4 separate regions of the Mus musculus genome follow, and regions 1, 2 and 3 are each linked to region 4. The links are chromatin loops, found by intact Hi-C in ENCODE. Cell type or tissue: left cerebral cortex. All regions are shown on one strand.

What was found. Hi-C counts contacts between places; a loop is a spot of excess contacts. Peaks named below come from ENCODE experiments on the same cell type or tissue, not always from the same donor. Only the 100,000 strongest peaks of a DNase experiment are listed, where the experiment ranks them.
Region 1: a loop joins it to region 4, with 4 times the contacts of the local background. A loop is called at or near these places in 2 of 42 quality-filtered maps.
Region 2: it touches region 4 in a loop (3-fold over the local background); 3 of 42 quality-filtered maps call a loop at or near these places.
Region 3: it touches region 4 in a loop (2.8-fold over the local background); 11 of 42 quality-filtered maps call a loop at or near these places.

Annotation. Positions count from the first base shown.
Region 1 is chr1:171,108,151-171,116,150 of GRCm38, forward strand. n-TVcac6 (a tRNA gene) reads left to right here and starts at 3,293; the gene lies at 3,293-3,365. It also overlaps a transcript of Cfap126 not described here. In left cerebral cortex, a CTCF peak has its summit at 3,002 (motif pointing right); DNase peaks (open chromatin) are centred at 3,023, 3,289, 3,828 and 5,887; H3K4me3 peaks cover 2,716 bases; H3K27ac peaks cover 2,257 bases.
Region 2 is chr1:171,291,595-171,299,594 of GRCm38, forward strand. It overlaps Ufc1 (ubiquitin-fold modifier conjugating enzyme 1), which reads right to left and starts at 3,408. Exons shown (of 7, transcript NM_025388.3): 1 at 3,327-3,408; 2 at 3,040-3,233. The coding sequence starts at 3,162. In left cerebral cortex, a CTCF peak has its summit at 3,218; DNase peaks (open chromatin) are centred at 2,006, 2,528, 2,995 and 3,227; H3K4me3 peaks cover 2,003 bases; H3K27ac peaks cover 1,805 bases.
Region 3 is chr1:171,476,151-171,484,150 of GRCm38, forward strand. No RefSeq gene overlaps it. Among named protein-coding and RNA genes, the nearest start is that of Alyref2, 23 kb to the right of the region's middle. In left cerebral cortex, CTCF peaks have their summits at 3,068 (motif pointing left) and 4,393 (motif pointing right); DNase peaks (open chromatin) are centred at 2,245 and 3,045; H3K4me3 peaks cover 288 bases.
Region 4 is chr1:171,407,635-171,415,634 of GRCm38, forward strand. It overlaps Arhgap30 (Rho GTPase activating protein 30), which reads left to right. Exons shown (of 12, transcript NM_001005508.2): 11 at 1; 12 at 94-2,606. The coding sequence ends at 1,707. It overlaps Usf1 (upstream transcription factor 1), which reads left to right and starts at 3,679. Exons shown (of 10, transcript NM_001305676.1): 1 at 3,679-3,806; 2 at 6,803-6,895; 3 at 7,871-7,920. The coding sequence starts at 6,888. In left cerebral cortex, a CTCF peak has its summit at 4,536; DNase peaks (open chromatin) are centred at 3,427, 3,671, 4,142, 4,490 and 1 more place; H3K4me3 peaks cover 2,359 bases; H3K27ac peaks cover 2,065 bases.

The DNA of each region.
Region 1 (8,000 bases), 300 kb before region 4:
ACAAATCGAGTAAGAGGTCTACAACAGAGAATATGTACATATCCATTAGGAGTAATTATCTGCCTAAACATTCATCACCTGTCCCCAGCTCTGCAGGTTCGTGGAGAGTTATAAACCATAACTTTTGTGACTATGTTATTAGTGAAGTTTTGTGTAGATAAACCCTGTCAATATTTTATCTTCTGCCCTTGCACCCGTAGTAAATCATTAGTTCCCTTTTAATGACCTTTGGTGAATGGTTTTACAACCTCCTGTAATGTACTCTGAGTAGTAGATGCTTTCTTGCTATTTTAGAAACAATTAACTCATGACACTTGAAGACGGTTCTCAGAGTTCTCAATGCAGTTTTACATAAAAAATGCTTTAATAGCAGTCCTATTATAAGAGATCTTAATAATTAATTCTATAGTTTTAGGAATTCTTATAGGATCATCATTAAGAATTGAGAAGTCACCCATTTGTCTATATAGCATCACTACAAGACAGTGCATCTTCGTTGGTCTGCAGAGATCTGCTGAAAGGGGTGGGCTAACACCTAGTGGTTGTTATATATGTTTATATATAATAACAGGAAAAGCATATTAACAGCAGGAATCTTTCCTACAATAAAATTCTCATGCAAGAGCAAATCCGACATAGATTTTAATCCAAGGTGGAATCAGACCAGGGAGATCACCTGCTGGTTTTTAAGCCTCTCTTAGATGGCTCTTGGCATACAAATGCTACCTCCCATTTGGGATGCAGAGGCAGTAGGATCATGAGTTCTAAGCTAGCTTTGGCTACCTATCAAGTTGAAGGCCAGCCTAGACTACACGAGACCTCCTCTCAGACGCACTAACACAAATATTCAAACCGATCCTGAAACGTTTTCTCAGAGCGCTCAAGTAGAAACATTCATTATAAGCTGGGTGTGGTGGTGCACACCTTTGGTCCCAGGCCACAGGAGGCAGAAGCAAGTGAATGTCTGTGAGTTCAACGCCAGCCTGGTCTACAAAGAGAGATCCCGGGCAGCCAGTGCTACACAGAGAAACTCTATCTTGAAAACCCAAACCAACCAATCAGCCAAAACATTCATTATGCCTTCCTGGTGGCCTGGTGTCTAGGGTTCATCACTGTCACCATGGTGGCCTTTCATTCTTGGTTAGGGCATTTTGCTCTTAGTTCTTTCTACTCAATATTATAACTGCCAGACACACCTCCGTCCTTTGCTCTACTTCTCAAACATCCTGAAGTCACTTGCTGGCTGTGGGTCTAGCTCACTGAAGAGCTGCCATCTGGTCTTGGACCTTGACGCTTTTCAGAGCTTTGTTTTTGCTTAACTCGTTGTAGTTCATCCTACAAACAAAGTATATTACTGGATAGAAGTGTGTCCTCTTCCCTCTGTCTCTTCTCTGCCTCTCTTTTTTCTCTTTGGCCAAATTAACTGAGAAGGACTCCATTCTTAAAGTATGTTAATAACTAAAGTATACTGACTGAACCTCCTAATTGGGACACCTGAGAAGAGTCAGCTGTGAAGACAGCGCTGGAGCTGGTGAAACCACCTGTGTGATCAAAATCTCTGTAATGCGCCTGCTCTCTGAAGCCCAACGAATAGGGAGTAAATAAATACACCTACTCTTAGGGACCAAGTCCATGGAAGGAAGGGCAGGAGGACGGGCGGGAGGACGGGAGTGGAAATGTCTGGTTGTGTCACGTGATGCAGATTCACCGGATGATTTGCTGAGGAACGACCTGTGAGAGGACAGTGCTGCCTGGAGGTTGTATAAGTAGGACTCAGAGGACAGTCACAGGACATTTGAAGAGGACCTCTATCCTATTAAAGCTATATATGTCAATCCAATCTTTCTAAGTGATTTTTTTTTCTGTTTGTTTCTCCGTGTAGCCCTGGCTGTCCTAGAACCTGCTCTGTAGACCAGGCTGACTGCGAACTCCAAGATCTGCCTGTGCCTGCCTCCTGAGTGCTGGGATTAGAGCTATGTGCTACCGTCATCGGGCTCTGTATTGATTTCTAAAGTGTAAATGTTTCCAAAAGAGTGGGATCAGCATGTGCTTGGACCAGATTCCCTGAGAAAGTATGTCCCCTAATCCTACTAAAAGTGGCTTAATGTGATACATTCTTTGGTGTTGGTCTAGGGCACCCCTTGGAAATAGCTGAGGTCTTTTCACATTTTACACAGCCTCGCACAGTCAGCTCTTCCCCAGGGTTCTCGCCTTTCTTCCTCATCCTTCATCCATGACTCTTAGCTCCAGTTCTCATTTCCTTTGTCCTCTATCTTAGCAGAATGAAATTTACTCATCCACTGACTTTCACTTTTATAATATGTAGGGCAGCACAAATACCTGCTGGTCTCAAAAGTTACGCTGCGCAAACAAAAAGCCCAAACGTCTCCCATTACGTATTATGGCTATTTTATTTTTATTTTTGTTTTTTAAGGGGTGGAAGGGACTCATTCTCTTTGGTTGCCATGGCCTGGAAAGGCATTGCTCCTGGAGATACAGTAGACATTAATACTGCCTTACAGAAGGGTCTGAAGAGCACTCTCGTCCACCATGGCCTAGCACTGAAATTCGTGAAGCTGCCAAAACCGTAGACAAGCACCAAGTCCGTCCTTGGAGCATGCACCCAAGTGTGCAGAGCCTGTGTATGTCGAGTTGGAGGAAGACCTTCGTGCTAAGCCCCCAAATCAACCTAAGGCTGACGAGGAGAAACTAGGGCAACGGGCAGGCCTCTGCAGAACCGACTCAGTGGGAAACCCGATAAAGCGGTCGCATGCAGTGGTTAAATAATACGGCCAGGGATGTCAGCGAAGAGTACCTCAGATGCAAGAAACGAACAAATAAACATTTTGACTCATTAAAAACAAACAAACAAAAACGTAACGAGGAAGCCTGGGAAATGCCTTTTACATTTAGGTTCAGGGTGCTTTTTCATTGTTTCAGGCCGCCTTGGCTCGCTCCATTTTTCTCCCGTCGCGCGGCACAGCACATGCTGGCCGCCAGGTGGCGCCCTATACTCATCAGCCAAGCACTCCTGGAGCGCCGCAGGATCTGGAAAGCTGCGCCTATTGGTTACGGAAGCCTGGCTGGCGCTCTTCCCCGAGCTTCTGGGTCCCCGGCGGAGTCTTAACTTTTCTGGCAGTTTTCTTTGGGGGCACCGTCTAAGTCCCATGCGTGAGAATCATTTAACAGCTTCAGAGAGGAACCTGCTTGTTGGTTGACTAAATAGAATTTAAGAGCCAGAAAAGAAACAATTCACTTCAAGTGCAGCTCATATAGGTCAGCTTGCCAGCCAGTTTCCGTAGTGTAGTGGTTATCACGTTCGCCTCACACGCGAAAGGTCCCCGGTTCGAAACCGGGCGGAAACAGCAACTTTGTTTTTCAACCTGTTTTTTCAATCCTATAAAAAGATCTAAAGAGTTTACAGTCAGAACCTACAAACGGATCTGACCAAATTACACGTCTCCTGGACCATTTCGAGGGCTGGATCAGCACAGCTAAAGTTACACGAACGAAGGGAGACTGTCGACAGTGAGCTGGTCCTCCCAAAGAGACCCGCAAGTATTTATGTCTTCCTTCAGCTTCTTCCAGAAGGCACTGTGGAGTCGTCAGTTCATACTTCTGTCCCGAGAAGGGCTCCGATCTTTTCAGCAGGGATTGCCTCATATTCCTCCTCTCCAGAGTTTATAACCTATACTGAGAGCTATCCCGCCGCCTGCTACCCCGTGATTATCTTGTTTTACAAAGCTCCCATCTCTATTATTATGCTTGCTTCATAAGCATGAAAACTTAAGTTCAGACTCCTAGCATTCACTAAGAAAGCCAGCGCTCCCCGCTGGAAGCTCCAGGGTAGCTGCTTCTGCAAGCATTCCCTAGCCCGTATCTGCGCACGCCACTTGCTCTTTCATTTGGAAACCTCACCAGGAGGACAGCGTGCTTCCAACTTTGGACTGGGAACTTTGGCTGCCTCAACAACGCTTCCTTAGTCCCTTTATTTAACTTATTTTTAATGCATATGGTTGTTTTGCCTGCATATATGCATGTGCATCACGTGCAATCTAGCGTGCGCAGAGACCAGAAGAGAACATCGAGTCTCCTGAAACTGGAGTTAAAGACATTGGAGCTGCCATGTGGGTGCTGGGAACCTAGTCCTCTAGAGGGGCATCCAGTACTCCTAATATAGTACCTTTTTTTTTTTTTTTTTTTTAAGACTCACTATGGGGCTGGAGAGATGATGGCTCAGTGGTTAAAAGCACTGACTGTTCATCTATAGATCCTGAGTTCAATTCCCAGCAACCACATGGTGGCTCACAACCATCTATAATGGAAACCAATGTCCTCTTCTGGTGTGTCTGAAGACAGCTACAGTGTACTCATATACATAAAAGAAATAATTAAATCTTAAAAAAAAAATCCCCAGAGATCTTCTTGTTTCTGCCTCCCTAGTGCTGGGATTTAAAGGCATATGCTACTCTTCCTGGATAATTCTCACTTTTGCTCGATATATACTTAATAAACTCACTCATCCAAAAGTGAAGGATGATATAGAACACAGGTTCTCACACTGTCGTCCAGACTGGCCTTGAACTCAAGATAATAGATAATCTCTTGTTGTTGTTGTTGTAATATTTATTTAATGCCAAGTCTGTGATGGCCTATTCTTAAATTCGAGGCAGGACACTCCAGAACACAGAGTGAAAGCCACATACTAGGAGTCAGGAGGGAGTCAGCACTGTGCTGTTACTGTGAGTCTGGCCATCATCCGATGTTCCATTGAGGATGGATGAAGACTGAGCTGCAATCTGACTGTCACCATAAATCATACACTAACGTCTAACCAGACCCTGACCTTGACCTCCTCCCCCCCCCCCAGTGTATTCACGTATTCAGCCATGATTAGGTTGCCTCTTATTGGACTTTGTGTTGGATATGGTTTAAAGTGTGTCCCCCACACACAAACGTTTGTGGGCTAGAAGATTGGTCCTCCGTGTGGCTCAGTATTTAGATATTAGAAGCATTAAAAAGTAGCCCTGATGGGGCTAGTGTTTAAGAGCACTGGCTACCTTCCAGAGGGTGTCAGCACCCACAGGGAAGCTATCCTACCCCCTCTTCTGGCCTCCCTAGCACCAGGCACTCAGTTTGGTGCAAAGACATATACGTGCAGGCAAAACAACCATACACATTAAATTAAAAATAAAAAATAAAAGTAGGGCAGAGTAAGCTACATCATGAATGTATTTCTTGAGATAAAGTTGCTATTTAAAAAAAAAAATGTCAGGCAGTGGTGGCACACACCTTAAATCCTAGCACTCGGGAGGCAGAGGCAGATGGATTCGAGGCCAGGCTGGTCTACAGACTGAGCACAGAGAAACCCTGTCTCGAAAAAACAAAATAAATAAATAAAATAATAATAATAAAAAAAGTTTGGCCCCTGAATTCCTTCTGGTTTCCCGATCGCTGGATATCCCTGCATGTCTCCTCTATCCCCACGAGGTCCCTTCCAGAGAACTAACAACACCGCAGCACCTGATACTGGACCTTTGGCCTAAATAATCCTCGTTTTGTACAATGTACAAATAATACACATAACATGGAACACAGACCTTGAGATGGGAGATTTACTGAGGCCGGTTTATGCAGATAAACCCATCTAACAGAAGGAAAGCAAATTAGTGGTTACAACCACTGGTTATGAAGGGAGCCAATCGAAAACAGAGGGACGTGGTACGTAGTAGTGGTTTCTCAGACAAGTTTGGGGCTGGCCTGGCTTGCGAAGCGTTTCTTGACAGCATGAGACCAAAGTGCGGATCTGGGGACTTGCAGGCCACTCGGCCCATCCTCAGCTTCCGGTTCCTTCTCCCGGACGCAGCCTGTCCCTCCTCGTCTCCTGGTCGCCCCGCCTTCATGCCCGGTCTCACGGTCCCAGTAGCGCTTTCCCGGTACTCAGGCGTGAGTCACGGAAAGGGGGGTTGTGGGTTGAGCTCATTTCTGGACAGTGGGACCGGATGTGACTCTCCCGGGCCACGCACTTGCGGGAGGAGAGCGGAGCAGAGAAAGGGTAGGTCCTCTCTGCAGCAGGGGCTGTGGCCAAGAGGCTCCAAAGACCCCGCAAGGGAAATGGGTACTTTCCCTTTCCTTCCAAGAGTTCCCGTCGCTCCAGCCTAACCCTCCCCCTCCTCAATCCCGCCCTAGCTCAACAGTTCAGCAGTTAACTTGGGAAGGTTATCTTTCATTAAGTAACTTTCAGAATCTTCAATTCACTAATGGGAACTCTGAAATCATAATTGCTCGTTTCCCATTATTTTGTAGCAGGCTACAGATCCTTGTAATCACCTTAGGAGATAACCACCATCATCAAAATGTTATGCATCAAGAAAAGAATAGACCTGCTTGTGATCCCATTCTATTAAGTGATGGACCTAGGTCCAAACATTTACATCAATGTCACAAATTCTTTCTTAGAGTGGTTTTCAACCTGTAAGTCAAGACCCCTTTGGAGATCCAATGACCCTTTCACAGGAGTCTCATATCAGATATTCTGAATATCTGATATTCATTTATATTATTATTCATAACAGCAAAATCACAGTTATGAAGTAGCAATGAAAATAATTTGATGGTTAGGGGTCATCACAGCATGAGGGACTGTATTAAAGGATTGCAGTATTAGGAAGGCTGAGAACCACTGACTTAAAATCTGTTCTACAGAGCCAGTGGACATCTTTAATCCCAGCACTTGAGAGGCAGAGGCCAACTTGGTCTATAAAATGAGTTCCAAGATAGCCAGAGCTGTGGGAGGGGATTGGGGTGTGTGTGTGTGTGTGTGTGTGTGTGTGTGTGTGTGTGTGTGTGTGTCTCGGGGTGTACCACTGCAATCACTCAGAAGGCTGAGACAGGTGGATCAAGCCTGAGTTCAAGGCCTGGTCTACAGGACTACATAGAGAAACCTATCTTTAATAATAATAATAATAATAATAATAATAATAATAAGGATAATGCAGTGTAGTGACAATTTTGAAATTTTGGTTTATTTAAAAACCACAGAAATATTATAAGAATATATTTTTGTTTAATCCCACGTATGGGATATGGGGCTGCTTCATTCTGTCCACAGCAGCTGACTCTGATTTGCTTAGTGCTCTAGCAGAGGCACGTTTTTTGCCAACTGCAGATAGTTTCTGCAATTGTGTGACATTTGGAATTTGAGGACTTTCCAGAGGGTCTATAAATGCTAGGGTCCCGAGTGATGGGGTGGGTTGTTGGTTGGTTGCTGTTGGTCAAGGTGTGTTGCGGGAAAGATTAAGTATTTGCTAAGTAGTTGTCTGCAAAGAAGAAACAAGAAGAAATTAGATATCCTGTGGGCAAAGATTAAACTTGCCCCAAAGAGCTCCACACCGCTAATGAACAGGAAGTAGTCTAACCATAATGTGGCTCCCTTTCCTTTTTATTCTTGAAACTACAAAGTATCAGACTACAAAGCACAATTAGCAACACTTACTTAAGGCGTTACAACCCTTCCATTTGTGAAGAGGCAGTGTTCCCAGGACTTTCTCCAGATGCCCTCTGAGCAACCCTATTGATTTCTCTAGAATCACTCAATAAACCTGTGCTTCTAAGCAAGCTTTTGAGATACAACTTTAGGTATATATGTCTCGTGTGAAAATACTCATTTATGGCTCTCCCTCGAGGAGCCCTTACGCACACTTAAGTATGCCTTTTTCTTTCCCTAGTCTCTCTTTCTCTTAACCTTCTTGTGTAAAGTTTGTCAGAAGTGTTCTTCAGGAGCCGGAGAGACGGCAAGTACTGGCACTTAACCTCCTGAGTACCGGTTTTCATTGTAGGTGTAGATGCCACCTTGTTTAATACAGATTTAAGGACAAATACTGAAAGATAGAGAGCAGCTTAGGAAAATGCAGGAAACACATTACAAACCTGAGGGTGGGTACGGATGTCTCAAAAGAGTAAGACCAGACACTTAACTGAAGTCACTGAATAGCTTCCAG
Region 2 (8,000 bases), 120 kb before region 4:
GAATTTCAAATGTCCCAAATTCCAGAAATTATCTGCAGCTGGCGTAACCATGCCTCTGTTACAGCTTGAGGCAAATCATGAGCAGCTGCTGTCAGTCCGAAGCGCCCCATAGCCCCACACCTGGGATTAAAGTAAACGCACATTCTTATAACATGTCTGGGGGGGGGGGTTGTTGTTGTTGTTTGTTTTATTTTTAATTCTAGAATTCTCACTACAAAGTACCACAGACATTCTCCATTTCAGGGGCAGTCTCACTCAGTCACCTGAGCCAGGCGCCAGCCTTCGTTCCTGACCTTTCCCCTTGTTTTCCTTACTAATCTTTCATGATGCCCTGCAGATTCTAAATTCTAGTTTCTGCTGTTCCTCTGTTACAGGGTCCTGCCGATTCTAGAGTCAGTTCCTGCTGCGTCTGTTACAGGGTCTCTCTGCAGCCAGGGCTGGAACTAAACTCACTGAAATTCTCCTGCCTCTGTCTCCCCAGTACTAGGTTTATAGGTATGTACTGCAACACCTAGCCTTAGCCCCAGCCCAAATTTTACTTTTTTTTTTTTTTTTCACTTTTTGTTCCCTTCTTGATAGTCTCACTAAATTGCTCAGGCTGGTCTTGAGCTCATTTTGTAACAACTTGAGATGGTTTATATATGCTTGACCCAGGGAGTGGCACTATTAGAAGGTGTGGCCTTGTTGGAGTAGGTGTGGCCTTGTTGGAGTAGGTGTGGCCTTGTTGGAGTAGGTGTGTCACTGTAGGTGTGGGCTTTGCCTGGAAGTGAGTATTCTGCTAGCAGCCTTCAGATGAAGGTCTAGAACTCTCAGCTCCTCCTGCACCATGCCTGCCTAGATGCTGCCATGCTCCTTACTTGATGATAATGGACTGAACCTGCAAGCCAACCTCAATTAAATGTTGTCCTTTTAAGAGTTGCCTTGGTCAAGGTGTCTCTTCACAGCGGTAAAATGTTAAGACACAACTCAAGAAGGCTTTGAAACTGTCCAAGCTAGCTTCACTCTTCCTACCTCAGCATCCCGGAAGCTTTCTGCTTACACCATGCTGTTCCTAGCTGGCATCCTTTGCTCTGCTCATGCTGACTAGAAGAGGGAATCCGAACCCCTGAACCTGGAGTTTATGGATGGTTGTGAGCAGTCATGTAAGCGCTGGGAACCAAACCAGGTCCTCTACAAGGGCAGAGGGAGCCATTTCTTCACTCTTGTCCTTACATCTTGAACATCCTTTTCCTACCTTAGGTTTTATTTTTATTTTTAAGATTTATTATTATAGGTAAGTACACTGTAGCTATCTTTAGACACACAAGACGGGGGTGTCAGATCTCTTTACGGATGGCTGGGAGCCACCATGTGGTTCCTGGGAATTGAACTCGGGACCTTTGGAAGAGCAGTCAGTGCTCTTAACCGCTGAGCCATCTCTCCAGCCCCTACCTTAGGTTTCATATGCAAATGTGTGTGTGTGTGTGTGTGTGTGTGTGTGTGTGTGTGTGTGTGTGTGTGTGTGGTGTACGCCAAGGTGTTGCCTGTGGTATTTAAAGGACAACCTGAAGAGCCAGTTGTCCTCTACTGTGGGTTTCATGGATCAAACTAAGGTTTGTTTAGGTTTTGCAGAAGGTGCTTTACAAACTGAGCCATCTCTCTCTGGCCCTGTATTTATACTTTTAAGTTTTAATTCAAGTTTTACCACTTCTAAGAAGCCTTATCATGGCTGGTGTTTTAGCTACTTTATGGTTTCTTGTTTTCTCCACCCTTTATTCCCCAGCTTCATCCCCTATCACTAGATAGGCAAGAAAGAAAATGGAGTGAGAAGGGGAGGCATACCTAAGTTCCCTCTTGTTTCTTTAAACAAGACTACTAACAAATCACAGCCAACGCCCTGAGTAACCAACAACCTGCAAATGCTGGCAGAGCTCTAGTATTTATATACTTTCTGAACATTTCCCAGAATTCCAATTGTCATGCAATCCCAGAAACCATCTGCAGCTGGCAAAACCAGGCCTCTGCTCGAGAACAAGGCAAATCATAGTCAGCTGCTTTGAACCTGTGCCACATCCCCACACCTGGGATTAAAACAAAAACATATTCTTATGCTTCTGTTTTAAAGAAACCAAAATTCCAGAATCCTCGCTACACCTTACTCCTTCCTCCCCATGTTCTCAAAATACCCTAGTTATGTCTCTGTCTCTCCACTTAAACACAGTTTAATACTGTTTCTGTCAACCTCAGTAGGGCCATTCTTATTCGGTTTTATATACTCTCAATAGATACTAGTAACACAATAATATGTTTTATTGTTGTGGTTTGAGGCAGGGTCTCCTATAGTCCAGACTGGCTTTGAATTCATTATGCAGTCTAAAAAACGACCCGAGCTTCCAATCCTGGCTCCACATCCTGGGTACAGAGAACATATGAGCCTCATCAATTTATGAGGTGCCAGAGATGGAACCCAAGGACATCTTGCATGCTACGCAAGCACTCGCCAGTTTCTCAGTGAGGCCACATATACTGCAAGCGATCTACTGGGTTTTGAAGCAGATAGAAAGCACCAAAAGGAGGGCAATCTTTCTCTTCCCATAACAGGAATTAGCTGAAAGGATGGCTAATTTATAACTAAAAACATCTCTCTCTCTACCTCTAAACACTTTAGGTTTTCAGTCCTGACATTAATTCCATCCATTTCATCATGAAGAATGAAAGAGCAGTGATGCACAGACACTTCTTCAGGCGCTAAGAAGTACTTTGACCCCCTACCACAGCCAGCAGAGCAAGCACCTGGTGCGAGAGGGACACGTCACCTTCCCGGAATACTGCTGTTTTTTCCTTCAAAGTCTAGCCCTACTGTGCTCCTAGCCGGAATCTCTTCTGCATCCTCCCTCCGGCCACCCGTAACGCCCCCAGCCCCCCAAACAATCGCATTTATATGAATTTAGAATTTAAACTTTAAAACCGGAAGCGGCTTCCACCCGGAGCCAATTCCCGGGGACACCTGGTTACTCGCCACCCCTCTGCTACGCGGTCAAGCACAGGAGTAAAACTGACCCGGATCAGGGACTGATATTCCTCCTTTAGTCGCTGCACCCACAATTCCCGATCTCGGGGTCCGGCGTTGGTCTTCAGCACCGGGATCTCAGACACGACCCGCCGAGTGGCCTCGTCCGCCATCTTGGACCAGGGAGCAGGAAAACTGCGGAAGTGCAGTTGCTTGTCACTTACTCACGGCGTCGCCATCTTTACTGTGGGAAGAGGAGGCGTTGGATGGCTTTAAAGCGGACCCTGAATGCATTCGATTTTTATTTATTTATTGTAAGGAAATAAAATTGACCTACGGGTGTGAGCGTCCGGAAGAACAGAATGGAGGCGGGCTACTCTGTCCACCTATCATTAAATCACCGGAGCCTGCTCAGAGAACGACTTCCGTTCATGCTCAGAAGCAATCTTGGGAAAAACTCAAGACCTTCCCAAACCAGCAAAGTTGTTTGAATTTCAGGTTTTTCTAGACTGTCTTCAAAGTCCTATCTCCTAAGATGCGCAATTTAACGTCTTTGTTCTCCAGAGTGACTTCCTTACTTTCCATCCCTGTCCTGAATAATTAACACAACTGAATTAGGAAGTATGTAAGCTTGTTTGTTTTTTAAAGGACATTGGGTCCTATATACCACAGACTTGCCTCTAACACATACAAAATGGCCCGGAGCTATTGCTTACTTCAAAATTAATCTGTTTAGGTTTTAAAACCATCCTAAAGATAAAACTTTTTTTTCCAAAGAGTTACTGAATATCTTTTGTGTGCTATATATTAAGTATATAGAAACGATTTCTTCTTAGATGAATTCACCCAAATGACTAACAGTCACTGAATGCCTATTCTAAGCCTATGGCAAGTCATCTGGTAATTTGTTGTTTTTTTATTAGACCAGGCTGGCCTCCGACTCACAGATCTGCCTGCCTCTGTCTCCCAAGTGCTGGTTGGGTAATTTCTAAATTCGTTTGAAACCAAGAAACCTCAATAAGCTTGGTGGCCCACATGTGTTATCCCAGAGCTTAGGGGTCAAGATCAGAAGATTGCTGCAACTCAATTTAAAACGAACAAACTCCATATGCCACAGCTGCTGTGATTGCACACTTTCGATCCCAGCATTTGGGAGGCAGAGGACTCTAGAGTTTTAACCTTGGTGAGTTTGAGTCTACAAAGAGAACAAATTCCAAGATGGTGGTGTCACACATCTTTAATCTCAGCCCTCAGGAGACAGAGGGCTGGCAGATCTCTGAGTTTGAGAGCCAGCCTGGTCTACAGAGTGAGTTCCAGAACAGCTAGGGCTACACAGAGAAGCCCTGTCTCAAAACAAAAACAAAAACAAAAAAATCCCAAAAAACAAACAAACAAAAAACCCCTCAAAACCAAAACAACCCCCTACCCAAAAAAAGAGAAAGAAGGAAAGAAAGAAAGAAAAACAAGACATGCTGTCCTCTGACTTACATACCTATGCCGTGGCATGTGTGCCCCTTCAACTTCAATTTAAATTTATATATTTGTATGTCATGTGAGTGTTTTACCAGCATGTATGTAAGGTACCATGTGCATGCAGTGCCAGTAGAGGCATGTAAAGGGCAACAGATGCCCTGGAACCAGAGTTACAGACATGACTTCCATGTGGGTGCTGAGAACTGAAGACTGATCCTCTGCAAGAGTAGCAAGTGCGCTTAAATCTTGAGCTGTATCTCCAGTCCTCTAGGTGAAAAAACAAACACTCAAATATAGTTTTAAGGGCTGAGGACGTAGTGTAGTGTTAGAATTCTTGCCTAGAATGCACAGAAATGGAGTTGGATCCCCATTATTACATCAACCAGACCTGATGGTGAGTGTCTGTCATCACAGGCTGAGCTACAAATAAATGATGTTGGGTTTTTCCATCCCAGATGATTTCCCTGTGTTGTTTGGTAGATTATTTGTTTTTCTTTTGAGACAAGGTCTGTGTACTCCTGGATGTCCTAGAATTCTCTGTGTAGACCAGGCTGCCCTTGAACTCACAGGATCCAAAGGCCCCTTGCAATTGGAGTGCTGGGGTTAAAGATGTTCTGTACCCTGCTTGGCTAATAGAGTGTTCTTGTCCTCTCTCCCCTATGTTGTTTGATAGTATGTTCTTAGTTTCTTCCTTTCATTCTCAGTGTTGCTTTGGTTTTTGAGACAGGTCTCATGTATCTGAATTCCTGACTCCCAGGTCTCCATGTCCCAAGTACTGGTATTACAGGCACACCACCAAGTCTAGAGGTTTTGAATCTTACTAGCATGCCACACAGCTCTTTATAAAGATATTAGATGTAGCTAACACATCTTTGTAATGCTTCACTAAAGATCTCCTAAGGTAAATAAAATTTATATCTGTGTTTATTTATTTTAGTGTGTGTGTGTGTGTGTGTGTGTGTGTGTGTGTGTGTGTGTGTGTGTGCGCGTGCAGTCACAGTGATGTGGTCAGGGAACAGTGGTTTGAAATTGGTTTTACAATTGCTGTGACATAATTATTTTAATTTTGTTATGTGCATCTGTAAAGGAATAACTTTTCCTGACATTTCTGCTGGATCTGTACATGTACTGCTATCATTTTTTACCTCTTAGTAAAAAACTTATTTCTTGGCCTAGAGAGATGGCTCAGTGGTTAAGAGCAGGAGAGTTCCTAAGTTCAATTCCCAGAAACCACACTGTGGCTCATAACCACCTGTAATGGGATCCGATGCCCTTTTCTGGTGTTTCTGAAGACCCCAACAGTGTAATCACATATATAAAATATATAACTCTTTGGGAGGAAAGAGTTTTTGTTTTGTTTTGTTTTCAAGACAGGGTTTCTCTGTGTAGCCATGGCTGTCCTGGAACTCACTTTGTAGACCAGGCTGGCCTCAAGCTCAAAAATCCACCTGCCTCTGCCTCCCAAGTGCTGGGATTAAAAGTGTGTGCCACCACTGCCCGGTAATAAATAACTCCTTTTTTTTTTCAAGTTATTTATTGCATTTATGAGTACACTGTTGAGGGCATCAGATCCCATTGCAGATGGTTGTGAGCCACCATGTGGTTGCTGGGAATTGAACTCAGGACCTCTGGAAGAGCAAGCTACCAGTGCTCCTAACTACTGAGTAATCTCTCCAGCCCCAATAAATAACTCTTAACAACAACAAAACCCTCATGCTTGTCAGGCAGTGGTGGTATTAGGACCTAGGTAAAATATTAAGGCCTACAGAAAATGTTAAGGCCTGGGTAACTGTTACCTGGCTAGCCTGCAATTATAAGGAAACCTTCTCATATGTTTCTGCTGTGACTAGGAAATTTTTTAATGCAAGATTGATTACATATTGTTATGTTCTGTGCCCTTTGAAACAAATCACAATTGAAGTCAGTTTTGTATAGTTACCCATAACTTGGATCTGAACCAACCACCGGACAGCACTTCCTGCACCTTAGTATAAGCTTTTATATTTTAAGCTGCCATCTTCCACCTTCCATAATTTCAATTCCAGAGGCTATGATACCCTATTTTGGACTTCAAGGACACTAGGCACACATGGTGTTGGGGAATGGCTTTGTGTACTGTGTATTTAGATGCTGATTTCCTTACCCCAGAGATCTGGTTGCAGTCTGGACTTCCGCATGGTCATTATTACTGAAGCATCTCCCATCTTTATGTTGTGTGAAAATTGTTCTTTATCATCTTTGATTGGTTAATAAATAGCTGATCAGCCTATAGCTGGGCCAGAGAGTTAAGCAGAACTTCCAGTCCCAGTGAGGGGGTACCAGATGGAGAGAGTCACCATGAGAGTTGCCAAGAGGACACAGAGGAGAACAGCCAGGGCCAGACTGGGAAGGGGCAGATGGCCGGGAAGTAGCCAGCATAGTCGGGTTAGAATAGATGAATATCTGCCCAGCTACAGTGCAAGAAGCATATATATAAATATAAAGGTCTCTGGTCATTATTCAGGAATAAGGGAGGCATAGAAAATGTGCCCTTCCCCCAGCCTTGAGCAGGCTGCTCAGACCTGGGTTGTCACACTTGCTAGCCCACCTAGGGTAGAGTCTTCCAACCTAGGTAAAGTCTATTGCCCTGCCACATCTGCAGCTTTCCTCCAAGACGCCACTACCTGCTGAGAGGCTGAGCTTGTTCTCCTGACACTATCCTGACAAAGCAGTGATCCTAACAACACAAGGAGATCCTGGCGTGGTGGGGGATGGGTTCCCTTCCTTTAGCAGCTCAGACTCATAAGTAAACATTGGCCTTGATCAGAAAACTTTGTCTTGGATCCTTATTTCTCTCAATGCTTTTCCCATCCAAAACCCCATCTTTACTTTCAGGAACCCAGTAACCTGTGGCCACAGGTGGCACCTGACGAGTGGCCTGAAAGCAGAAAGAAGGACAGGGGTTACACTGTCTTGGTGGGGCTCTACAGAAAATAGAAGATGTATCCGTGCACAGTAAGCAACATGCAGCATTACTGTTAACACTACAAATGTCATCTTTTGAAGGCTGTTGATCGTAAGGATTGAAGGCTAGACTGAGTGTTGGCCTGGCGCTGATATCACCTAGGGGTTGACAGTGGAAAATGGGACTGGAAAAATTCTAAGCAGGTATTTGTCCTCAGTCAAAAACTACATCAGGCAGCGGGAGTAGGGCTTAAAATAATAAAATAAAATAAAATTAAGGGGGGAGGGTATAGGAAAGTTTCGGGATAGCATTTGAAATGTAAATAAAGAAAATATCTAATAAAAATATTTAAAAAATAATAAAATAAAATTAAATTAAAAAAAAGAGTAAAAGAAAAAAACAAAACAAGGGAAATGACATGAGAGAGAGAGAGATCAAGAGAGAAGGAAAATGGATTTCTCTCTCAGGAACAGAGGGAAATTGGGAGATGTCCTGCTTTCTCTCAGGCCCCTACACGAGACACTCTTAGTTCTGGTTACATCAAGTTCACTACCCTCTCTGTATTGTCTGTGTTTGATGCACCAATCTGTCCAT
Region 3 (8,000 bases), 69 kb after region 4:
AGTGCTGGGATTATAAGCACTTATACCTGGTCTAGGTTTGTTTTTCCTTTTTTGCCACAGTGATCCTCAGGCCTTTGATGAGATCAGGAGATAAAAACTGGTCAGTTAGGGCAGGGACCCCAAAGCGGCTTCCAGATGTTCTTGCTGGAGGCCGAAGGAAGATGCAGGGAGAGAGCTCTGGCTTGTGTTACCTCCTACATGAGAGCCACAGCATAAAGGACATGGGGGACTATGTGAATAGAACTGGGGGGGGGGCACACTGGGCCACCTGGTGGGCCAAATGGATTGACCATCTCATACCTCACTCTAGTTTCTGTCCTTTAGAAAGCCCCAGACAGGCAGTTCCACAGTGCTAGTAAATAGTACTGAAGTTTTTAATAACACGAGATTCTCCTGTGTAAGTGTGTGAATGGTGGGAGCTGGGGAGACAGGATGGTTTAATGGTTAGGGATTAAAAACCACAAAGCTGAGACTAATCCTTTTCTAGCTTCAAGGTTGTTCTTCTTAAGGTTGTAAAACAGCCCCCCCCCCTTTCTCTCCTCCCTCCCTCTTTCTCTTCTTCTCTCTCTTTCCTGCTCCCTAAACATTATCTTATTTAGCTTAGACTAGGTTTTTTGTTTTTTGTTTTTTGTTTTTTGGTTTTTCGAGACAGGGTTTCTCTGTGTAGTCCTGGCTGTCCTGGAACTCACTCTGTAGACCAGGCTGGCCTTGAACTCAGAAATCCACCTGCCTCTGCCTCCAAAGTGCTGGGATTAAAGGCGTGCGCCACCACGCCCGGCTAGACTAGATTTTAAATTGCTATATAGCTTAGGAGGGTCTTCAACTCCTGATCCTCCTGCCTTCCTCCTTCTAAGTGGTGGAATCGGAGCTGTGTGATACTTTCTGGTTTGGGGCTGTGGTGCTAGCTCGTGAAACAGGATTCTTCTGGGTGCCTATAGCTTCCTTTGTACTAGAAGAGCTCTCCATCAAAGGGTGTGACCGAAGAACGACCAAGTCACTTGTAAAAGGAGTTACTGGCATTAACCATGCTATTTGTGTCCAAAGATGTCACCCATCAGTATTCATATGTCTCGCTGATGGTCACAGACAGGGTGGGGGAGGCATTTGCTTGCTGTCGGCCTCAGAAAGGGTAGTGTCGGTCTGGCTCTTGGCCTTTTGCAGGAGAGGAAGCTGACAGATGTACGATCTGACCCAGTCCCTACCCCGGAAGCAGATGGGTATTAACAATTCTTCATTCCTCTCTTCCTGCCTAGCAGCCTCGAGCAAAGGATGTAGACCTTGAGCTAAAACACAAATTCTTTTCTACCACAGTTTTTGACCACTCCTCTCCTTGGGGGAATGTGTCTTTGGGACCTGGGAGAGATGCAGGGGCAGCAGCAGCAGCAGCAGCAGCAGCAGCAGCAGCAGCAGCAGCAGCAGCAGCAGCATTCTGTCCCAGAGGAAGCATCCAGATGTGATTTTTCTGAACGCAAATTTGAGGGCCTTACTTCTCACAGTGCTTTCTGAGGCCTCCTCTAGTTTGTCTCTACAGTGGCCCAATGGGCAATTAATGAAAGCAAAAAGTTTAGGGTCCAGCCAAGCACCCCATTGATTTGGACATAGCATATGGGCGCTTGAGAGTTTCGTGTTTTTGTTTGTTTGTTTGCTTGTTTGTTTTGTTTTACTTTTAGATTCTAATGTATGTTTATCATGTGTCCTGGTTCTACCTGTTAGCTCAGGTGAAATAGCAAAGAGGGAGTCTTGGGCCTGAGCTGGGAAACCCTGGAAGTGGTGTGTGCTGGGGTACTGCGTGAGTGTGTGTGTGCTTGCCCGTGTGCATATGTGTGTGCATGTGTACAGGTGCGTTTCTGTGTGTGTGTGTACGTGTGTAAGGGCGTTACTGTTATTCTTCCAGTCACACGGTGCACCCAGTCTCGGCCAGTTCCACCAGCATTTCTGAGATCTTCATTCTACCACCTGAGAGTAGAACCCGGACAGACCGGTTCTGAGGTACAGAGGAGAGAGAGGTCTGAACCGGAAGGGAAGTTTACTCAATTCAGGCAAGGCAGCGCCCTGTGCGTTGCAGGGTGGGGCGGGGCACGGGAGGGTGGAGGCAGCCCTGCCTGCTAGGCAGGGCTGTTGGCTAATTATCTGTGGACGAGGAGAGAAAACAGAGAGAAGGGATTGTGCGAAGCCTTACTTAGGGCCTTTGAGATGGCTCAATGGGTCATGAGCACCCGAGACTGATCCTCAGAACCCAGAAGCAGGCAGGAGAGAGCGGACGCCACAAAGGTGGGCGGTGATCGTGGACACGCATGCGCACACAGGCATACCTTTTTAAACTTGATGTTGACGTTATGGAATGTGCTTAAGGAAGCTGCTGTAGAGAGGATCCCTCTCCTCCCCTCCCCGCTTAATATCTTGTGCTCTCTCCTTTTTTTTTTTCTTCTTCCCATACAGGGTTCACTATGTAGCTCTGCCTGGCTTTGAACTCACGGGGATCTCTGCCTCTGGAGTGTTGGGTTTATTTTGTTTTGAGGAAAGATTTTCTCTGGCTCAGGCCTTGAACTTGGTCTGTTGTAGAGGTTAGCCTTGAACTGTCTTTAAAAAAAAAAAAAGTAGCTGGGCGTGGTGGCGCACGCCTTTAATCTCTTTAATCCGGAGGCAGAGGCAGGTGGATTTCTGAGTTCGAGGCCAGCCTGGTCTACAGCGTGAGTTCCAGGGCAGTCAGGGCTATACAGAGAAACCCTGGTTCGAAAAACAAAAAAACAAAACAAAACAAACAAACAAACAAAAAAAGTGTCTGCGTGCATGCACTCACAAGTGTTCAAACACTCGGGGGAATTCTTACAAGGTATTAGAGGATCCACGACCTTTACTTAGGCTCTGGGGCTTGACCTAAGGTAGTCAAATTTTCTGAGCTTTACCCACTCACTCAGCCACCTAGCCAGCTCCTAAATGTCTGCAATTTAAACCACTTAGTTAGAGATGGCTCGCTCAGTGATTAAGAGCACTTGCTGTTCTTTGGAGTATTCTCCATCTGTTGTTACTGCAGTTCCAGGGGATCTGATGCCCTCTTCTGGCCTCTGCAGGCACTACATGTACAAGGTCCATGTCCATACTTGTAGGCAAAACATTCAGATATATAAAATTTAAAAGTGTTTAATGGATTTTAATGATCTGCATATGTGTGTCTGTGTGTTCCTACTGTTCTTTATAACAATATGGTAGTTTTAAAATTATTATACAGGGTGATGCATAAAGATTATACACCTTTAATCCCAGCACTCAGAAGGCAGGGGCAGGAGGGTCTCTGAGACTTTGAGACCAGCCTGGACAGCCAAGACTACACAAAGAAAGAAACTCTGACTTGAAAAAAACAAAACAAAACAAGACAAAAATCTTGCTAGGTTGTGCTGGCCTGCAGCAGTTTAGGGATCCGTGGTAGTTTAGCTTTCGGAATCACCCTGTGAACCTGAGTCCTACTTATCCGTAGTAAATGCAGAAAGAAGGCAAAGAATCACAATTAAATGGCATTTAAACTGAGAGTCCACTTTTTCCGGTGTTAATATTCAACAAAACAACAATGAAAAGTCCCCAGAACTACATCGCTAAACTTCACCCATCCCAACTCAAACAAAAAACCGGGGAATAGTGTACCTTTATCTTGAAGGTGTTAAGTTTTGGAGGGGACTCTGCTGGTGTTGAAGGTGTTAAGTTCTGGGGGGACTCTGCCTGTGAGCGGGCTAGTAAGTAGTCACAACCTATTTGGGACCCATTAGAACAGCTTGTGTCAGTGGCCATAAAATTGTTCACACCCTGAAATGCAGTGATGTCTCTCGTGGGAACAAGCCCCAAGGAGACAATTAAACAAAGCAAGGGACGTATGTAGATCCACGTGAAAGGCATTCATTGTAGCGTGATCCGTAAAGTAACGAGCTGGAAGGAAACCAAGCTCTGCACAATACGCAGATTGTTAAACCAGAATGTGGAGACCGATGGAGACTTATCCAGTTATTGAACAATAATTATGGAGAACACGTAGAAACATTAAAATATTTATGATTTGGGGGGTATATGATTATTAAATAAAAGGAGAATAACAGCTAGGTACGGTGGTGCCTGCTGGGGACCCCAGCACTCGGTAGAAGGGTGCAGAAAGATGAGTTGTTTTAGTTTGGACAATAGAGATAAACTATATATTTGTTTTCTCTTCTTTTTAAAAAAGTTTCTCTCTGGTTATTGAAACTTGATAATCAAAGACCAGAAAACTCTCTGCTGCCATTCTATACGAGGTTATGTGGGTATAGTAATCAGCACAGGTCTCAAGAGTTTTTGGAAAGAGTGGAGAGCCACATCTCCCAGAATAACTAATTATTTATTTTATGTATTTATGAATTATTTATTTTATGTTCACCGTTGCTCTCTTCAGAAACACCAGAAGAGGGCATCAGATCCCATTGTAGATGGTTGTGAGCCACCATGTGGTTGCTGGGGATTGAACTCAGGACCTTTGGAAGAGCAGTCAGTGCTCTTAACTGAAGAGCCATCTCTCCAGCACCAGAATACAGGCTTCTTGAGAACTTAGGTCTAAGTCCACTCTTTCTTCCAGGTTCTCTGGGTGCATCCAGCAGCAGTGTAATGAGTCCCAGTAATAGATTCCCCCACCTGGACACACTGAAGAAGCTCGGGGAAAATAAGTTGATCTAATAGCTGGCCAGGGGGCTAGAGACATGGCTCAGTGGTCATGAGCACTGGCTGCTCTTCCCAAGGACCAGGGTTCGATTTCCAGCATCTCTATAGCAGCTCACAACTATCTGTAACCTGTTACTGTAGCTCCAAGGGATCTGATGTCCTCTGGCCTCCATGGTTCACATATATGCATGAATGCAAAACACCCATACACATAAATAAATCACACACACACACACATATATATTATATAATATGACAGGAAAAAGCCCTAGGAAGTTGAGGTCAACTATGATGTTCATGGAGAAGGCCAGGCAGTGGTGATGAAAGACCCCACCATAAGGCTTAGCAAGCTAGCTGCAGTAACGCCATTTTGCAAGGCATGAAAAAGTACCAGAGCTGAGTTCTCAAAAGCCACAAGAAAGTTTAGTTAAAAAATAAGGCTGAACAAAACTAGGACAGGGGCCAAACAGGATATCTGTGGTCGAGCACCTGGGCCCCGGCTCAGGGCCAAAAACAGATGGTACTCAGATAAAGCGAAACTAGCAACAGTTTCTGGAAAGTCCCACCTCAGTTTCAAGTTCCCCAAAAGACCGAGAAAAACCCCAAGCCTTATTTAAACTAACCAATCAGCTCGCTTCTCGCTTCTGTAACCGCGCTTTTTGCCCCCCAGCCCAAGCCCTATAAAAAGGGTAAAAACTCCACACTCGGCGCGCCAGTCATCCGATAGACTGAGTCGCCCGGGTACCCGTGTTCCCAATAAAGCCTTTTGCCGTTTGCATCCGAGTCGTGGTCTCGCTGTTCCTTGGGAGGGTCTCCTCAGAGTAATTGACTACCCAGCTCGGGGGTCTTTCATTTGGGGGCTCGTCCGGGATCCGGAGACCCCCGCCCAGGGACCACCGACCCACCGTCGGGAGGTAAGCTGGCCAGCGATCGTTTTGTCTCCGTCTCTGTCTTTGTGCGTGTGTGTGTGCCGGCATCTAATCTTTGCGCCTGCGTCTGTATCTGTACTAGTTAGCTAACTAGATCTGTATCTGGCGGTTCCGTGGAAGAACTGATGAGTTCGTATTCCCGACCGCAGCCCTGGGAGACGTCTCAGAGGCATCAGGGGCCCGCTGGGTGGCCCAATCAGTAAGTCCGAGTCCTGATCGATTCGGGCTATTTGGAGCCCCTCCTTTGTCGGAGGGGTACGTGGTTCTTTTAGGAGACGAGAGGTCCAAGCCCTCGCCGCCTCCATCTGAATTTTTGCTTTCGGTTTTTCGCCGAAACCGCGCCGCGCGTCTTGTCTGTCTCAGTGTTGTTCTGTCATTTGTCTGTTCATTGTTGTTTTGGACCGTTTCTAAAAATATGGGACAGACTGTAACCACTCCTTTGAGCCTGACCCTTGAACACTGGGGAGACGTCCAGCGCATTGCGTCCAACCAGTCCGTGGACGTCAAGAAGAGACGCTGGGTCACCTTCTGCTCTGCCGAGTGGCCAACTTTCGATGTGGGGTGGCCACAAGATGGTACTTTTAATTTAGACATCATTTCACAGGTTAAATCTAAGGTGTTCTCTCCCGGTCCCCACGGACACCCGGATCAGGTCCCATACATTGTCACCTGGGAGGCTATTGCCTATGACCCCCCTCCGTGGGTCAAACCTTTTGTCTCTCCCAAACTCTCTCTCTCTCCAACCGCTCCCATCCTCCCATCCGGCCCTTCGACCCAACCTCCGCCCCGATCTGCCCTTTACCCTGCTCTTACCCCCTCTATAAAACCCAGACCTTCTAAACCTCAGGTTCTCTCCGATAACGGCGGACCTCTCATTGACCTTCTCACAGAAGACCCTCCGCCGTACGGAGAACAGGGACCGTCCTCCTCTGACGGAGATGGCGACAGAGAAGAGGCCACCTCCACTTCTGAGATTCCTGCCCCCTCTCCCATGGTGTCTCGCCTGCGGGGCAAAAGAGACCCCCCCGCGGCAGATTCCACCACCTCTCGGGCTTTCCCACTCCGTTTGGGGGGTAATGGTCAGTTGCAGTACTGGCCGTTTTCCTCCTCTGATCTATATAACTGGAAAAATAATAATCCTTCCTTTTCTGAAGATCCAGGTAAATTGACTGCCTTAATCGAGTCTGTTCTCATCACCCATCAGCCTACCTGGGATGACTGTCAGCAGTTGCTGGGGACTCTGCTGACAGGAGAGGAGAAGCAGCGGGTGCTCCTGGAGGCTAGAAAGGCAGTCCGGGGCGACGACGGGCGCCCCACCCAGTTGCCCAACGAGATCGAGGCCGCCTTTCCCCTCGAACGTCCCGACTGGGACTATACCACCCCTGGAGGTAGGAACCACCTAGTTCTCTATCGCCAGCTGCTCTTAGCGGGTCTCCAGAATGCGGGCCGGAGCCCCACCAATTTGGCCAAGGTAAAAGGGATAACTCAGGGACCCAATGAGTCTCCCTCGGCCTTTTTAGAGAGACTCAAAGAGGCCTATCGCAGGTACACTCCTTATGACCCTGAGGACCCTGGGCAAGAAACCAATGTATCCATGTCGTTCATCTGGCAGTCCGCTCCAGACATTGGTCGGAAGTTAGAGCGGTTAGAAGACTTAAAAAGCAAAACCTTAGGGGACTTAGTGAGAGAAGCCGAGAGGATCTTTAATAAACGAGAAACCCCGGAAGAAAGAGAAGAACGTATCAGGAGAGAAACAGAGGAAAAAGAAGAGCGCCGTAGGGCAGAGGATGAGCAGAGAGAAAAAGAAAGGGACCGCAGAAGACAAAGAAAAATGAGCAAGCTATTGGCCACTGTAGTTACTGGTCAGAGACAGGATAGACAGGGGGGAGAGCGAAGGAGGCCCCAACTCGATAAGGACCAATGCGCCTACTGCAAAGAAAAGGGACACTGGGCTAAGGATTGCCCAAAGAAGCCACGGGGGCCCCGAGGACCGAGGCCCCAGACCTCCCTCCTGACCCTAGATGACTAGGGAGGTCAGGGTCAGGAGCCCCCCCCTGAACCCAGGATAACCCTCACTGTCGGGGGGCAACCAGTCACCTTCCTGGTGGATACTGGGGCCCAACACTCCGTGCTGACCCAAAATCCTGGACCCCTAAGTGACAGGTCTGCCTGGGTCCAAGGGGCTACTGGAGGAAAGCGGTATCGCTGGACCACAGATCGCAAGGTACACCTGGCTACCGGTAAGGTCACTCACTCTTTCCTCCATGTGCCAGACTGCCCCTATCCTTTGCTAGGAAGAGACTTGTTGACTAAACTAAAGGCCCAGATCCACTTCGAGGGATCGGGAGCTCAGGTTGTGGGACCAAAAGGACAGCCCCTACAGGTACTGACCCTAAG
Region 4 (8,000 bases):
GGTAAGGAGGAGATTCGCTGGGTATATAAGTAGTGTGTAGCCCAGAGAGTGGATAGGGCTACCTGGTCCTTAGCCACAATGTTACGCCTACAGGTAGAAGAGTTCTCTGTGGAGCCACCCCTGGATGACCTGTCTCTGGATGATACTCAGTATGTCCTGGCTCCTAACTGCTGCTCCCTTGATTCTGCGGTTTCCACACCTGACGTAGAAGAGGACTATGGGGAAGAAGTCTTCTTGAGTGCCTATGATGATCTGAGTCCCCTTCTGGGGCCTAAACCCATCAACTGGGAAGGTGTAGGGAGTCTGGAGGAAGAGGCAGCAGGGTGTGGGAAACAACCTCCAACACAGGATGAAGAAGAACAGGCCTGCTCAGAAACCAGGCAGGAAAAGGAGGCTAAGCCCCGGAGCACATCAGATAACCGGGAAGAAGCAGAGGCAACTCCAGAGACTGAGATGGAGGCTGGAAAGGCTGATGCGGAAGGAGGGGAGGCTGAGAGAAGCCAAAAGGTGATGGATAGTTTTAAAGAAGGGAGTAGGGAAGAGCTAGAGGCCAAGGAAGAAAATTCCGAAGGTCGAGAGGTTGAAAGTATAAAGGAGACCAAGGATGTGGAAAAAATAATAGGAGAACCGGGTAAAGATGAGGAGAGAGAGATTGGGAGAGAAGAAGGAGCTGAGAAAGGAGATGACACCCCAGTAGACTCTGATATGGATCCAGAGCATGTGTTCCAGGAAGACCTGGTTCTTGAGGAGAGCTGGGAAGTTGTCCACAAGCATGAGGCTGAGAAAGGCAGAGAGAGTGAGACCAAAGAGCTGAGGAGGAAGAGTGACCTTAAGTCAAGAGAAGACCAAGGACACAGTGAAGACAGTGGAAGTCCAGAAGAGGGTGATGATAGGAAGGAAGGGGTTTTCAGCAAGGAACAAAAAAGTATAGACGTAGAAACTGAAGTCATGAGAGGTGTTGGTGACCACTTAGAAGAGGGGGCCCTCTCTGAAGGGCCAGGTGTCGAGTTACTGAGGGTTGACAGTACAGAAGAAATCAATGAACAGACCTCTGAGATGAAACAAGCCCCGCTACAGCCATCTGAACCAGAGGGCATGGAGGCTGAGGGACAGCTTAATCCTGAGACATGTGACCTGTATTCTTGTCCCTGTGGGTCAGCTGGTGGTGTGGGCATGCGTCTGGCTTCCACCCTAGTTCAGGTCCGACAGGTCCGCTCTGTCCCTGTAGTGCCCCCCAAACCACAGTTTGCCAAGATGCCCAGTGCAATGTGTAGCAAGATCCATGTAGCACCTGCAAGCCCATGTCCAAGGCCTGGTAGGCTTGATGGGACTCCTGGAGAAAAAGCTTGGGGTTCTCGAGCTTCCTGGAGGAATGGGGGCAGTCTTTCTTTTGATGCTGCTGTGGCCCTGGCCCGGGAACGCCAGAGGACCGAGTCTCAGGGAGTTCTGCGGACCCAGACCTGTACTGGAGGTGGGGATTATAGTCTCAGCTCCAGAACCCCTCCTTGTAGCATGATCCTTGCCCATTCTTCCCGGCCCCTTAGCTGTTTGGAACGCCCACCTGAAGGCACAGAGGGGTCTGAGCCCAGGAGTCGGCTTAGTCTGCCCCCTAGAGAGCTTCACCCTGTTGTCCCTCTTGTGGCCCCTCAGCGCCAGACATATGCTTTTGAAACACAGACTAATCATGGGAAAGATGAAGGGGTATGATTAGGACAGGACAAGAGGAACCAAGAAATCATCACCAATCTCTGGAGCACTTGCCTAGCTGTCTTTGCTGCCTCGGCAGCTGAGATGTCTAATTCCATAGGCTTGGGTCCTCCAGCTTCTTGTTTTGACCATGAGAGGTACAGACTTGGTGGATTTACTTATGTTTGTGTTAGACACAAAGCCACTTATGTCTTAGCAGAGTCTTAAGAAACATAGAACAATCTTGTTTCCAGGGAGTTAACAAAAACATAGGGTAGGTAAAAGCTTTTTTTTTTCTTAAATTTAAATACAGTGGGGGAATTTCAGCCAAACTTTTGCCCTATTCTGAGCTGTGAATATCTCTTCACAGAAGCCTACTGTAGATGTGGGAGATATAGGACCAGATATAGAATAGCTCACCCCTGATTTGTTCCTAGATTTTTGGCTGTCTTCTGACCCTCTTTAGTTTCAGAGTAGGAGAAACATCCAAGAAGCTCTTTAAAGTCCTCAGTGTTTGCTGAAGGAAATGGGTGGCATCCTCTACCTTCAATTATTTTGCAGAAGAGGTCCTCCCATTTTAGGAAAAGGGAATGTTGGGCTGAAGAGATAGCTCAGAGGTTAAGAGCACCTACTGTTCTTCCAGAGGTCCTGAGTTCAATTCCTAGCAATCACATGATGGCTCACAACCATCTGTAACGGAATTTGATGCCTTCTACGGGTGAGTCTGAAGAGAGCAATGGTGTACTCATTCATATACATAAAATAAATAAAGAAAGAAAAGAAAAAGGAAAAGAAAAGTAGAGGGAATGTCACTCAATTTGGCTCTAGCACTGTCTCTGCACAGGCTGGGGCTACAGGCCACCATTTAGCAATGGTGGGTATTTGATAATAAAAGCTGAATTTTTTTTTTAACATTTAAACAGTGTATGTACTTTGTCTTATTAAAGTTTTGGGTGAATGGTATCACATTCCAAAGTTGCCAAAATGTATATATCTTGTTTTTTCTTATTTAGATATTCTTCCTCAGTTGTCATGGGAAACTGTAGCTAGAAAGTAGAACTGGGTTCATGGTGGTCAAGAAATGAGGAAGAGAAACCTGTATTTACATAATGTTCATCTAATGCCAGGAATTGGGCCAGATTTGTGTGCATAAAAACTTTGCTCTTGAATTTATTTAATCCACTTGATGTGAAGTTGGTATTGGTATTTCCGTTTTACAAAGAAATTGAGCTGTAGTTAAGTAAAAATGCCCATCAAAAACCTCAGAGTTAAGAAGTGTTAGTTTCTAGGTGTGGTGGCTGTCTTTAATCCTAGCACTTGGGAGTGGAGAGATCTATGTGTATTCGAGTCCAGCATAGTTTATGTAGGACTACATAGAAATACCCTATCGCAAAAAAAAAAAAAAAAAAAAAAAAGTGTCAGTTCAGAGTCTGAATGGCTTCAGAATCTGAATTCTAGCTATTGCTATTATACTTCACTATTCCAAAATCACTCTGGGTACACCCAGAATGAAGAAAATGGTAATCAAACTCGTCCCCACACGTATTTAAGAGCCTGAGGAAAAGCTATGAGGTCTTTGGAGTATTGCTGACGTTAATACAAAGGTATATACCCAGATCCACGTACACTCAGAAATGTCCCAAAGTCCACTTGGAACCCCCTCAAAGTGATGCCCTGATCCAAGATGGCGTCCCACATTGCCCTTATGAAAGATGGCGCCTAAGATTGCCGTTCCACCCTCTACTTCCTTTTACTGGAAGTAAAAGGGCTCCGCCTACCACAAGGATGGAAGTACAATTTAGTCGGGTTTTTTTTTTCCTGGTTCTTACTGAAAACAAAGGCCTCTAGCGAGGTCCCCAAGGATACCGTCTGTTTCCCTTCAGAGCCTGCGACCACTCACGTACCCACATCCGCTCTAGCGGGCATCAGATTTGAAGCGAGCGGAAGTGTGGCAGCTCGGGGGGCCGTCCGTCGGCTGGGCGGGTCGAGGGCACACTTCCGCCCCTCACCAACATGGCCGCAGGCTGGGACTGCGCATGAGCAGCTGTCTATGGAGAGACCTAGATCCAAAGACGGAGAAGGCTGCCGGGGGAAATCGGCGACTGAAGCGGCCTGGCCCGGTGAGTGCGTCGGAGCCGGCCGGAGTCCGGACGCCGGTGGATCGGCATGGCGGGGCACCTTTGCTTTGGCTGGCGTTTCCCAGGCCAGGCCACGCCTGGGCACGGAGCCTTTGTTTTGGGGGAGGGGGCCGTGCCCGGCTCTTTCTCTCCTGCTTTGTGGGCCGAGCTCGCTCCCCGCCCCGGTGTGCACACGTCCCAGCCGCCTGCGGTGGGTATCCAGCTTCGAGCCGCAGGCCCGGGAAGGTCCCCGGCGTCCTTTCCCCGTCTCTCCTCCGCGGAGCAGCTGGGGCGCAGGCGAGCTGGGCTGGGACCGGCGGGGTCACCGCGCGGGCTGCGGGGCTCGCGCCTGCCGGGTACTCAGGTCCCCAAGCGCCTACTACTAGTCGGTGGGCCTGCAGGGAGACGCGTCGTTCTCGGGCAAGGTCCGGGCGCTTGAAGTCTTTGGGAACTTGATCTGGTTTTTGTGTGTGGGTGGTGGTGGGGGGTGTTTTGTTTTTTAAATTTCTGCCTTTGCGTCTGTGCTTGGTGAGGACGTTTGCTGGGCTCTCCTTTTGAGCATGCAAAACCACAAAATCCTAGGCTGATTTCCGTATCACGTATTATTAATGCTCAGGATGCTTCCGGATATACAACCAAGGTTTGAGTAAGGAGCCTACCGCCGTTTCTGGGTAGCCTCAGAAGTTGCGCTGACAGCTGTTGGCTATACGGTTGTCTCGTGCGCCTTGCAGTCTCTTTCATAGCCTCCTCCTGCAGGCCGTGCCAGGAGCTTCAGGAGGAGCTCTTCCTCCTGTTTGAGGATGGAGACCCCCTAGGTGGTCCGTACATCCGGACGCTGCCTCCCTTTGCAGCCTTACTTTCTACGGACAGTTTCACTTTCAGTTCCCTTTTGTTATTGTTGTTAACGTTCTTCTTTGCACACGGTCTTTCCGAGGCGCATTATCCGCTAAACTAAGGTTTTTCTTTGATTAGAAAGGTTTGGAAGATCTTGCGGGTAGAGTGTTTAAAAAAAATCTTGTCCTTTCTTGTTGAGATTATTTTATTGCTTTGTCCTATGCAGCTGTTTCTTTCTGGTGGCATCTGTCTGTACAGTTCTTTGTTTTTTCCCGTTCTCTGGCTGGTTGTCAAAAGTCCTAAGGCAGGAACATTGTAGATGGATTCCTCCCCCTTTGTCTTTTCTCCTGCAGAACCCTGAGCCTGGAGGTTTTCTTTCCCCCCCTCCTCCTGAGGCTTAGTTGATTTGGAGTTGTCATGGCAACATTTTAGCAACTATGTTGCTCTACAGGAAGCCTTGCTGGATAAAATAAAGAAGCCTTGAACATGATGCACTTGGGCACTGGTGTTTGTAACAGATGCTGTAAATCTGGACTCTCTCAAAACAAGAGCCCCGACAGCGGAGTAGTATCCAAGAGCCAAACCTGGGTTTTATGCTTAGTGATGGTTTCCCAATAGCAAAAAAGGTTTCAGTTTTCCTCTTCTTAGATTTGAGGACTGGAATTTGTTTTTTGTTATTCTTATTTGATTTTGAAACAGGACCTCTCTATACATAACCTTGGCTGTCCTGGAACTCACTCTGTAGACCAAGCTGGCATTGAACTCAGAGATCTGCCTGCCTCTGCCTTCTTAGTGCTGGGATCAAAGGCTGGCATCACCACCTCCCAGCTTCAGATTTCTTTTCGTACAGTTTGTGTTGGAGAAGCTGGAAGAAGAATCAGGGAGTGTGTGAGGGAGTGTGTGGGTGGGGGGGTTATTAGTTACTGGTTTTGATAGTGGTGGTCTAAACTTTGCTCTAGCTTTTCCTGTGAAGCTGCTGACATAGAGTATAATAGCTTTAGTAACAATCCACAATAGCCTCAGCCATGCACCCCAGACATTGTTTCACAGTCTACTCCTCCCCCCAGGAGTTGGAATGAAAATGGAGGAGCAGCTGGGTGGTGGCGACCCATGCCTTTAATCCTAGCACTAGATAGGCAGAAGCAGGCAGGATCTCTGAGAGTTCAGAGGCCAGCCTGGCCTACAGAGTGAGTTCCAGGACGGCCAGGGCTACAAGAGAAACCCTGTCTCAGAAAGAGAGAAGCGGGGTTGGGGGGGAAGGAAGGAAGAGAGAAAAGTTTTGGTGTGTGTGTGTGCACATGCATGTGTGTGGTGGGCTGGACGCTGTGATAAACAGCTTTCACAAGTTAGTTTTTGCCTCTTTGAGGGGAGGAGGTTGTTTTTTTTGTTTTGTTTTTTGAGATATGGATTCTCTAGGTTGCCCTGGTCATCCTGGAACTCTGTAGCCATGGCTGGCCTTGAACTCAGAGATCCACGTGCCTGGCTCCCAAGTGCTTGAATCAGGCATTGCCACCACGCCCTGCCTGCTGAGCCCTCCTAGCTTTTCTTTTGGTCAGAGGAGAGCCGTAGGGGGTCAGTTGTTGTCTTTCCACGTTGCTGGAGACAGTGGCTGGCGCCCCGCTTGTAGAGATTCTCTCATCTCCAGCTCTCCATCAGGCGCCCTGTGATTACACATGCTCTCAATGCTGCATTCCTCTCTTCTATAGGTTTTAGGACTCGGGTGTTACCTTCATTCCGAGTGAGACTTCCATTGCGAGTGCTGTTTGAGCCAATCTCCCAGTTTTGTTTTATTTTATTTTGAGACAAGTTCTTGTAGCCCAGCCTAGCGTGACACTAGCTTTGCACCCCAGGATGGCCTTGAACTCCTAAGTATTGGTATTACGGGCATGAGCAAGCACACTTGGTCCTTTTTCTCCTCAAACTCGCACCGTTCCTGTCTCCTTCCCCTGAGTGTTAGGCTCCCAGGAGTGAGCCTCCATGTCCCGTGAAGAGTTGCTTCTTCAGTCACTGCAGACTAGCCCTTGCCATCAGAATTGGGGGAGTTGACTGTCCTTTGCGGATGCTTGGTTTATCTTCCTGGCTGTGTCTTCTTGGAACCTAGGTTCTAGAACCTGGAAAGCTGTTCAGTTGCCTGGCCTCACTGCAAACTCTGTGGTTTCCACCAGGACTTAGCATTCAGGCCTTTGAGTTGGGAGATACAAAGTCCTCCGAAAAAAGACCGGCGCCTCGGATGAGCCCCCTCACAGAGAGATGAAGGGGTAAGTGAAGAGGGATGTCTGGGCAGAGGAGGGATGGCCTGGAGAATGCAGAATTAATGCAGAATGACTAAGAACATTGGATTCGGGAGATCTGGGTTCAGGTACCCAGCTCCAACACTTACCAGCTCTGTGATTTAGTTTCTCTATCTATAAAACTGTGGTGCTAGTCACTGTTATTAGCATCAAGATGGTGTGCTGGGGTGGGGGGTGGGGTGGATGCCTTTAATCTCAGCACTCAGGAGGCAGAGGCAGTCTTATCTCTGAATCCAAGGTTAGCCTGCTCCACACAACAAGTTCCAGGACTGCCAGAGCTACCCAGAAAAAAACTCTTTCTTTCTTCTTCTTTTTTTTTTAAGATGTAGAAATGGTCCTTTTTTTGTTTTGTTTGTTTGCTTGTTTATTATATGTAAGTACACTGTAGCTGTCTTCAGACACTTCAGAAGAGGGCATCAGATTTCGTTACAGATAGTTGTGAGCCACCATATGTTTGATGGCATTTGAACTCGGGACCTTTGGAAGAGCAGTCAGCGCTCTTAACCACTGAGCCATCTCGCCAGCCCTAACACTTTCTTGAAAAACAAAATAAAACCAACCAACCAACAAACAAAAAAAGTGCTTATAGCTTGGTGTCTATGTACATGGTAGATACTTAGTTATTACTTTTTAAATTTATTTTGTTTTATTTTTTTGAGACAAAATAATATTTACATAGTCCTGGGTATATCGTAGTCCTGGCTGCCCTGGAGCTCACTCTGTAGACCAGGCTGGCTTCAAACTCACAGAGATCCACCTGCCTGTCTCCTGAGTGCCAGGTTTAAAGGAATGTGCCACCATGAGCCAGCAGTAATACTGTCATGGTCTAACCTAGCCTAACATCTGTTGTGGATGCCAGTGAGTTTGGGAACCATGTTACGAGGTCAGTGAATGTCTCACATCTTCCATTTGTTTCTTGTTTTTTTGTTTCACCACCAATAGGCAGCAGAAAACAGCTGAAACCGAAGAGGGAACAGTGCAGATTCAGGAAGGTGAATGTTGACAGTCAAGACTTATGGCTCATCCTCCCCTCCCTCTCTTCAGATGATGGTCCATCTCCTTCCTACATACC